Linked DNA regions of Homo sapiens: region 2 is linked to region 1. A link is a contact called in ENCODE Hi-C or POLR2A ChIA-PET data. All regions are on one chromosome and are shown on one strand. The core of a region is the stretch at or near the end of the contact, and the rest is flanking DNA. Distances in the headings are between cores, read along the strand shown. Region 1 holds the start of EEF1A1-AS1 (EEF1A1 antisense RNA 1). Region 2 overlaps CD109 (CD109 molecule).

Evidence for each region. A loop is a pair of places that touch in the nucleus more often than their neighbours do. ChIA-PET counts read pairs that join two places held with the same protein, here RNA polymerase II (POLR2A). Pooled maps may share reads with other maps.
Region 2: a loop to region 1 is called in a map of PC-9, with 5 times the contacts of the local background. The contact joins the enhancer-like site here to the promoter of EEF1A1-AS1 in region 1. A Hi-C loop is called at or near these places in 1 of 168 maps with a recorded cell type or tissue (PC-9), 2 of 37 single-sample maps with no recorded cell type and 12 of 50 pooled maps. POLR2A ChIA-PET finds 5 or more read pairs at or near these places in 12 of 52 experiments (BJ, GM12878, H1 and 8 more).

Annotation. Positions count from the first base shown.
Region 1 is chr6:73,522,101-73,526,252 of GRCh38, forward strand. It overlaps EEF1A1-AS1 (EEF1A1 antisense RNA 1), which reads left to right and starts at 1,511. Exons shown (of 5, transcript NR_187283.1): 1 at 1,511-1,735; 2 at 2,356-2,446; 3 at 3,786-3,942. RefSeq lists silencers at 1,397-1,536, 1,577-1,756.
Region 2 is chr6:73,707,656-73,711,996 of GRCh38, forward strand. All of the region lies in intron 2 of CD109 (CD109 molecule), which reads left to right. Among named protein-coding and RNA genes, the nearest start is that of CD109, 14 kb to the left of the region's middle. Within about 2 kb of position 3,001, at least 4 of the 41 ENCODE cell types and tissues checked have a DNase peak (open chromatin) inside an H3K27ac peak, as active enhancers do.

The DNA.
Region 1 (4,152 bases), core at 261-2,760:
TTTCCTAACCCCAACACTTGCTATGAAGTCACAGCTTCTCCTATTTAAATAAGTGCCTATTATATTTAAATAAGTGCTGTCGTTTTCTGTCATCCTATCGATTGTAACTGCATTTTAGCATAAATCTAGGGCAAGATTGGATGAGCTTGGCCTTTTTGGATGGCTATCAAGGCAGGCCTTGGGAAATGCTCCTCTGAGGAAAGAAGAACGTTTATTTTTAATGAGCTAATTACTAGATCATTATGTTTCTTCTTCCAGCTGTAGAATATCATTGCCCAGCTTCTCGAACAAACTTATTTATTAACAAGTATTTGAGAACCTACTATGTGGCCAACGCTAAGTACTGTGGAGTTCCTTCTGGAGAGGAAACCACAATCAAATTGGAAGAGGAAAACAAGTTGGGAAGCAGTTGAAGGCAAACGCTATGGTGCTTTCTTGGTTTCTGTATCTTTGTAGTGTAGTTTTTCTAGTCCTTTCAGTTTTCACAGTCCACTTTTTTTTCTTTCTTTCTTTTTTTTTTTTTTTTTTGAGACGGAGTTCTACTCTGTTGCCCAGGCTGGAGTGCAGTGGCGCGATCTCGGCTCACTGCAAGCTCTGCCTCCCGAGTTCAAGCGATTCCTCCTGCCTCAGCCTCCCAAGTAGCTGGGACTACAAGCGCGCCCCACAAATTTTTGTATTTTTAGAAGAGACGGGGGTTTCACCATGTTGGCCAGGCTGGTCTCGAACTGCTGACCTCAAGTGATCCACCCGGCTCGGTCTCCCAAAGTGCTGGGATTACAGGCGTGAGCCACGGTGCCCGGCCACAGTCAAAGTTTTTCCTCAAGCCCCTGTGATTGCGGATAATAGTAAACGCTTTATAAATACCTTACACAGAATGTTTTTTAAAATATCACGCAAGGAATGACAAAATTACATGAATCCTTGATTTATACCTAAGTAACATATTGTGCAACACAGACTGGGTGTTCTGAATGTTGCGATAGTGGCCGAGACTTTCATTAGGTGAAGGGAGATCTCAATTCTCGCGTTTAAGAACCAACACTGGACCGGGCGCGGTGGCTCACGCCTATAATACCAGCACCTTGGGAGGCCGAGGCGGACGTATAATTTGAGGCCAGGAGTTCGAGACCAGCCTGGCCAACATGGTGAAACCCTGTCTACTGAAAATACAAAATTAGCCGGGCGTGGTGGCGCATGCCTGTAATCCCAGCTACTTGGGAGGCTGAGGCAGGAGAATCGCTTGAGCCCGGGAAGCGGAGGTTGCAGTGAGTCAAGATCACGCAATTGCACTCCAGCCTGGGCGACCGAGTGAGACCTTGTCTCAAAACAAAACAAAAAACCAATACCTTTGAGCCCATCGGAGCCATATTATTGTGCGTTAGGGGTAGTCACTGGCCACGAGCATTTTCTCAGGGCAGAGATCACATTTCTGCTCTCAGTGGGGCCGGGGTGGGCCGGAAGCCGGAGAGGGACTGGAACGCCGGTCCGGGGAAGCCCCGCGCGCACCGGGGCGCACCCTGCTTCCTAGGGAGGGAGGCTGGGGCGGCAAGGCGGGCGCGGGTGGTCCTTGCCCCGCGCCAGCTCGCCAGGCCACGTCGCTGGCGTTTTTCCAGCGCTGGGTCACCTGCGGGCCGGCGGGTTCCCGCGGCGAACAGCTGGGTGGTATGGATACGCCGCTCGAGCCTCCGCAGCGTCAGGTCGCCAGGGTCCGCCCTGCCACTCGCCCCACCTTGAGGTAACTTTTCTTCCGCCTTCTGACTGCGGAAGGAAGGGCCTGGGAGGAAGCAGAAAACCTCACGTGGCTCGGGGTGAGGGTCGGTTTTTGTCACCGTGAGCTGGCCTCTAAAAGACTTTTTAAGTCCCAAGTCTTCTTTTTCTTCTTATTTTAAATCCCTTTTTCCCCAGACCCTATGTTTTCAACATAATCATAACGGATTCCCCGCACCCCTACGCCTTTACAGAGATCCAGTATGCTTTTTACTGCCTTAAATGTTAAAGCGGTAACAGTAACGATGTTGAGGCTCGTAAATGTGTTTTGGGGTCATAATCTAAGGTAGTATTTGCTGAAGATTTTTCTTAAACTTGCTCATAACCATTTAGAGTGACAAACTTAAAATACATTGTAAGTAAAAATCAACATGACCCCTTTTAGGAAGAAAAACAAAGATTTCAGTTATTTACATAGGAATAAGGCAAACAAGAATAGTTCTTTGAGGTACTTAATTGTGATTCACCAAGCTTTCAGTATAGTCTGACCACTCTGCTATTAGTCTAATTTAAAGCAGCCTTAAATAGTTACATTTTACCATGGCTTGCCACGTGAAAATGATTTTTAAATCTTTTCATCTGCTGTAGCTACCTCTGAAGAAAAGATGATGGCCCGGTGCGGTGGCTCACGCCTGTAATCCCAGCACTTTGGGAGGCCGAGTCAGGCGGATCACCTGAGGTAAGAGTTCGAGACCAGCCTGGCCAACATGGTGAGACTCCCGTCTCTACTAAAGATATAAAAATTAGCCAGGCTTGGTGGTGTGCACCTATAATCACAGCTACTTGGGAGGCTGAGGCAGGAGAATTGCTTGAACCCGGGAGGAGGAGGTTGCAGTGAGCAGAAATCGTGCCACTGCACTCCAGCCTGGGTAACAAAGTGAGACTGCATCTCAGAAAAAACTATATATATATATATATATATTTTTTTTTTTAAAGGGGTATTTTAGAATATGATTAAGCCAAGGAACTATTTGGACTGAGAATCCAATTTTTTTTTTTTTTTTTTTTTTTGAGATGGAGTCTCACTCTGTCACCCAGGCTGGAGTGCAGTGGCACGATCTCGGCTCACTGCAAGCTCCGCCTCCCGGGTTCATGCCATTCTGCCTCAGCCTCCCGAGTAGCTGGGACTACAGGCGCCGGCCACCACACCCAGCTAATTTTTTGTATTTTTTTTAGTAGAGATGGGGGTTTCACCATGTTAGCCAGGACGGTCTTGATCTCCTGACCTCGTGATCTGCCCAACTCGGCCTCCCAAAGTGCTAGGATTACAGGCATGAGCCACCACGCCCAGCCGAGAATCCAAATAAAATGACACTTTAGTGTGACAGGCACTGTTCTAATATTTGCAATATTTATTGTAATCCTACCACCCACATTGTATAGATGGAGCAGCAATGGGCAACAGGCAGTTTATGCGTAATAAGCACATATAGACATATATTCTTTTTTAAAGTTTTACCTTTTTTTGCACAAAATGGTAAAATACAATATGCCACCTTGCTTTTTTCACCTAATACAGCTTGGTGATCTTTTTTCATGGTACCTTAGGGCCCAGCAGAGCAGGATTGGAACCAGGGTAATCTGTCAGAGAGCTAGTCCTAACCCTTACCAGCAGGTCGAGGCAGCCTGATATAATGAAAATATCAGTGGCATCGGTGTCAGAAAATTAGGGATTTAGTCCTCGCTCTTCTGCTTAGACCTATGACAGCCCAGCAGTTCTGAGTACATCTGTGAAATGGGTTGCCTCTTTGTTCCTACTTAACACCTATGTCACAATTCTAATATGCAATGACATGAAAAGACATGGGGGCTCTTTATTAGTACAAAAGACAGTGTTTCTACATGCTTTTTGGAGAATGCCTGTCCTTAATTGGTATGCCTGTGACACCAACTTGAGTCAGTAGAGAAAATAAACTCATTGGTATCTTTGTAATTGTAAGCATTTTTACGTAGGTAATACATGTACATGGTAAGAAATTGTACAGAGGTTATACAATGAAATGTTACTCTCATTTTAGCAGTGTAAAGAAAGTCTGAAGAATACTCCAGGAAAATTGAGGAAACTAAAGCTATTTCTACTACTGGTCTCATAATTGCAAAGCCAGTGCCTACCATGATAAGTGCTCTCTTACTTGGTATGAAGGAAATGATTTTCTTCCCTTGCTATTTTTTTTAGTAAGTATATTATTTTATTGCTACATTAGAAATGAAAATACACTCTGAGAAGCTGCAAAGGCATGCAACTTCATAAAGATTATGAAGCAATGGAGACACTCATAGAAGGTTAAAATTGGCTTTTCCTGTAGGAGGTGCAAAGACTATACACACACAGGTCATCAATGGTTAGATTATTGGCAGCATCTGCCATGTGGAATTTATGTGCCA
Region 2 (4,341 bases), core at 1,751-4,250, 190 kb after region 1:
CATGTGGTTTTTGAGCACTTGAAATGTGGCTCATACAAATTGAGATGTGCCAGGAGTATAAAATACATAATGGATTTTGAATACTTAGTTCCAAGAAATGCAATAAAACTTATGATTTTAAAATAATGATTTCATGTTCAATGTTAATATTTTGGACATATTGAGTTAAATAAAATATGTTATTAAAAGTAATGTCACCCAATTTTTTCTTTTTTTGGCACATAAAAGACACCTAATTTAATAAATATTAGTTATTATTTTCTCTTTTATTATGCAGTTAAGAACTTTGATTTAAAATTGTTATCTTTATATATATATATATATATATATATATATATATATATATATATATATTTATTATACTTTATGTCCTAGGGTACATGTGCACAACATGCAGGTTTGTTACATATGTATACATGTGCCATGTTGGTGTGCTGCACCCATTAACGCGTCACTTACATTAGGTGTATCTCCTAATACTATCCCTTCCCCCTTCCCCCATCCCACGACAGGCCCCGGTGTGTGATGTTCCCCGTCCTGTGTCCAAGTGTTCTCATTGTTCAATTCCCACCTATGAGTGAGAACATGCGGTGTTTGGTTTTTTGTCCTTGCGATAGTTTGCTGAGAATGATGGTTTCCAGCTTCATCCATGTCCCTACAAAGGACATGAACTCATCATTTTTTATGGCTGCATTGTATTCCATGGTGTATATGTGCCACAATTTCTTAATCCAGTCTGTTGTTGTTGGACATTTGGGTTGGTTCCAAGTCTTTGCTATTGTGAATAATGCCTCAATAAACATACGTGTGCATGTGTCTTTATAGCAGCATGATTTATAGTCCTTTGGGTATATACCCAGTAATGGGATGGCTGGGTCAAATGGTATTTCTAGTTATAGATCCCTGAGGAATCACCACCCTGTCTTCCACAATGGTTGAACTAGTTTACAGTCCCACCAACAGTGTAAAAGTGTTCCTATTTCTCCACATCCTCTCCAGTACCTGTTGTTTCCTGACTTTTTAATGATCGCCATTCTAACTGGTGTGAGATGGTATCTCATTGTGGTTTTGATTTGCATTTCTCTGATGGCCAGTGATGATGAGCATTTTTCCATGTGTTTTTTGGCTGCACAAATGTCTTCTTTTGAGAAGTGTGTGTTCATATCCTTTGCCCACTTGTTGATGGGGTTGTTTGTTTTTTTTCTTGTAAATTTGTTTGACTTCTTTGTAGATTCTGGATATTAGCCCTTTGTCAGATGAGTAGGTTGCAAAAATGTTCTCCCATTCTGTAGGCTGCCTGTTCACTCTGATGGTAGTTTCTTTTGCTGTGCAGAAGCTCTTTAGTTTAATTAGATCCCATTTGTCAATTTTGGCTTTTGTTGCTATTGCTTTTGGTGTTTTAGACATGAAGTCCTTCCCCATGCCTGTGTCCTGAATGGTATTGCCTAGGTTTTCTTCTAGGGTTTTTATGGTTTTAGGTCTAACATTTAAGTCTTTAATCCATCTTGAATTAATTTTTGTATAAGGTGTAAGGAAGGGATCCAGTTTCAGCTTTCTACATATGGCTAGCCAGTTTTCCCAGCACCATTTATTAAATAGGGAATCCTTTCCCCATTTCTTGTTTGTGTCAGGTTTGTCAAAGATCAGATAGTTGTAGATGTGTGGCATTATTTCTGAGGGCTCTATTGTGTTCCATTGGTCTATATCTCTGTTTTGGTACCAGTACCATGCTGTTTTGGTTACTGTAGCCTCGTAGTATAGTTTGAAGTCAGGTAGCATGATGCCTCCAGCTTTGTTCTTTTGGCTTAGGATTGACTTGGCAATGTGAGTTGTTTTTTGGTTCCGTATGAACTTTAAAGTAGTTTTTTCCAGTTCTGTGAAGAAAGTCATTGGTAGCTTGATGGGGATGGCATTGAATCTATAAATTACCTTGGGCAGTATGGCCATTTTCCTGATACCAAAGCCTGGCAGAGACACAACAAAAAAAGAGAATTTTAGGCCAATATCCCTGATGAACATCGATGCAAAAATCTTCAATAAAATACCGGCAAACCAAATCCAGCAGCACATCAAAAAGCTTATCCACCATGATCAAGTGGGCTTCATCCCTGGGATGCAAGGCTGGTTCAACATATGAAAATCAATAAACGTAATCCAGCATATAAACAGAACCAAAGACAAAAACCACATGATTATCTCAACAGATGCAGAAAAGGCCTTTGACAAAATTCAACAGCGCTTCATGCTAAAAACTCTCAATAAATTAGGTATTGATGGGACATATCTAAAAATAATAAGAGCTATTCATGACAAACCCACAGCCAATATCATACTGAATGGGCAAAAACTGGAAGCATTCCCTTTGAAAACTGGCACAAGACAGGGATGTCCTCTCTCACCACTCCTATTCAACATAGTGTTGGAGGTTCTGGCTAGGGCAATCAGGCAGGAGAAAGAAATAAAAGGTATTCAATTAGGAAAAGAGGAAGTCAAATTGTCCCTGTTTGTAGATGACATGATTGTATATCTAGAAAACCCCATTGTCTCAGCCCAAAATCTCCTTAAGCTGATAAGCAACTTCAGCAAAGTCTCAGGATACAAAATCAATGTGCAAAAATCACCAGCATTCTTATACACCAATAACAGACAAACAGAGAGCCAAATCATGAGTGAACTCCCATTCACAATTGCTTCAAAGAGAATAAAATACCTAGGAATCCAACTTACAAGGGATGTGAAGGACCTCTTCAAGGAGAACTACAAACCACTGCTCAACGAAATAAAGGAGGACACAAACAAATGGAAGAACATTCCATGCTCATGGGTAGGAAGAATCAATATCTTGAAAATGGCCATACTGCCCAATTTTTTCTATTTTTTTTTTAGTGCACATCTTTAAAACATTTATCACAATGCTTGGTACATAGAAGACACCGAGGGAATGTTAACTATGTTGTACCTGGTGTTTCTCAGTATCAGATATTAATACTGATGCCTGACCACAAGCCTGTGGCATGAGTCCAAGTCTCCCTGCTGATGACTCATTTTGGCTTAGGTAGATCTTCACCCTTATCCCTTATCCCTTGAGGAAGAAGAAAATCTCCCTAAAGAGAGCCACAGGGGTCGGCAAAATTTCTGTAAAGGGCCAGATGTTAAGCATGTAGGTTTTGCCAACCTTCAGGTCTTTATTACAGCTGCTCAACTCTGCCTTTATAGCTCGGAAGCAGCTGTAGACGGTTCATAAACAAAAGAGCATGGTTGTGTACCAGCAGAACTTTATTTATGGATGCTGAAATTTTGAGTTCATATAATTTTTACTTATCATGAAATATTCTTCTTCTTTTGATATTCCCCCCAGCTATTTAGAAATGCAAACCCATTCTTAGTTCATGAACTGTACAAAAAACAGGCGTGGGCCAGACTGGATCTGTAGGCTGTGGATTGCTGACCCTGCCATTAAAAATGCCCTGTACATTTAGCAGCCAAGAACCTTGCTTGACTCTGGGTTTTTCATTTGTACTTAACCTAACATTTGCTTTATAGTGTACCATTTTATTTATTTTACTTTTAGTAGGTTTGTGTTTGACCTGCTTTTTTTTTTACTCAATGTTTGTGTTTAACCTGCTTTTTTTTAGACAATGGAACAAAACTTTGTTTATGAAACTCAAATTTATTAAGATATTTGTAAGCAAAGGGAAATAAGAGAGAAAAATATAAAAGGAGTATGTAAGGGACCAAAGGAGATTTTTTGTTTGGTTTTGTTCTGCTCAGAATACTTGTGTTTTCTGTGTAGACTGAATTTACCCAATAGTTTTTTTGCCTTAAAGTGACATTAAACTGTGAAGCAGAAACATTGTATTTTTAAAATCGTACTTTAAGTTTTTTTTTTTTTTTTTGAGACGGAGTCTCGCTCTGTCGCCCAGGCTGGAGTGCAGTGGCGGGATCTCGGCTCACTGCAAGCTCCGCCTCCCGGGTTCACGCCATTCTCCTGCCTCAGCCTCCCAAGTAGCTGGGACTACAGGCGCCCGCCACTACGCCCGGCTAATTTTTTTTTTGTATTTTTAGTAGAGACGGGGTTTCACCGTTTTAGCCGGGATGGTCTCGATCTCTTGACCTCGTGATCCGCCCGCCTCGGCCTCCCAAAGTGCTGGGATTACAGGCGTGAGCCACCGCGCCCGGCCTAAGTTTTTAAAATATTTTATTTTTATAGATTTAGGGGGTACATGTGCAGTTTTCTTACATGGATATTTTGGGTAGTGGTGGAGTCTGGGCTTTTAGTATAAACATCAGCCAAATAGTGTATGTTGTATCCATTAAGTCATTTCTTATCCCTTACCTCCC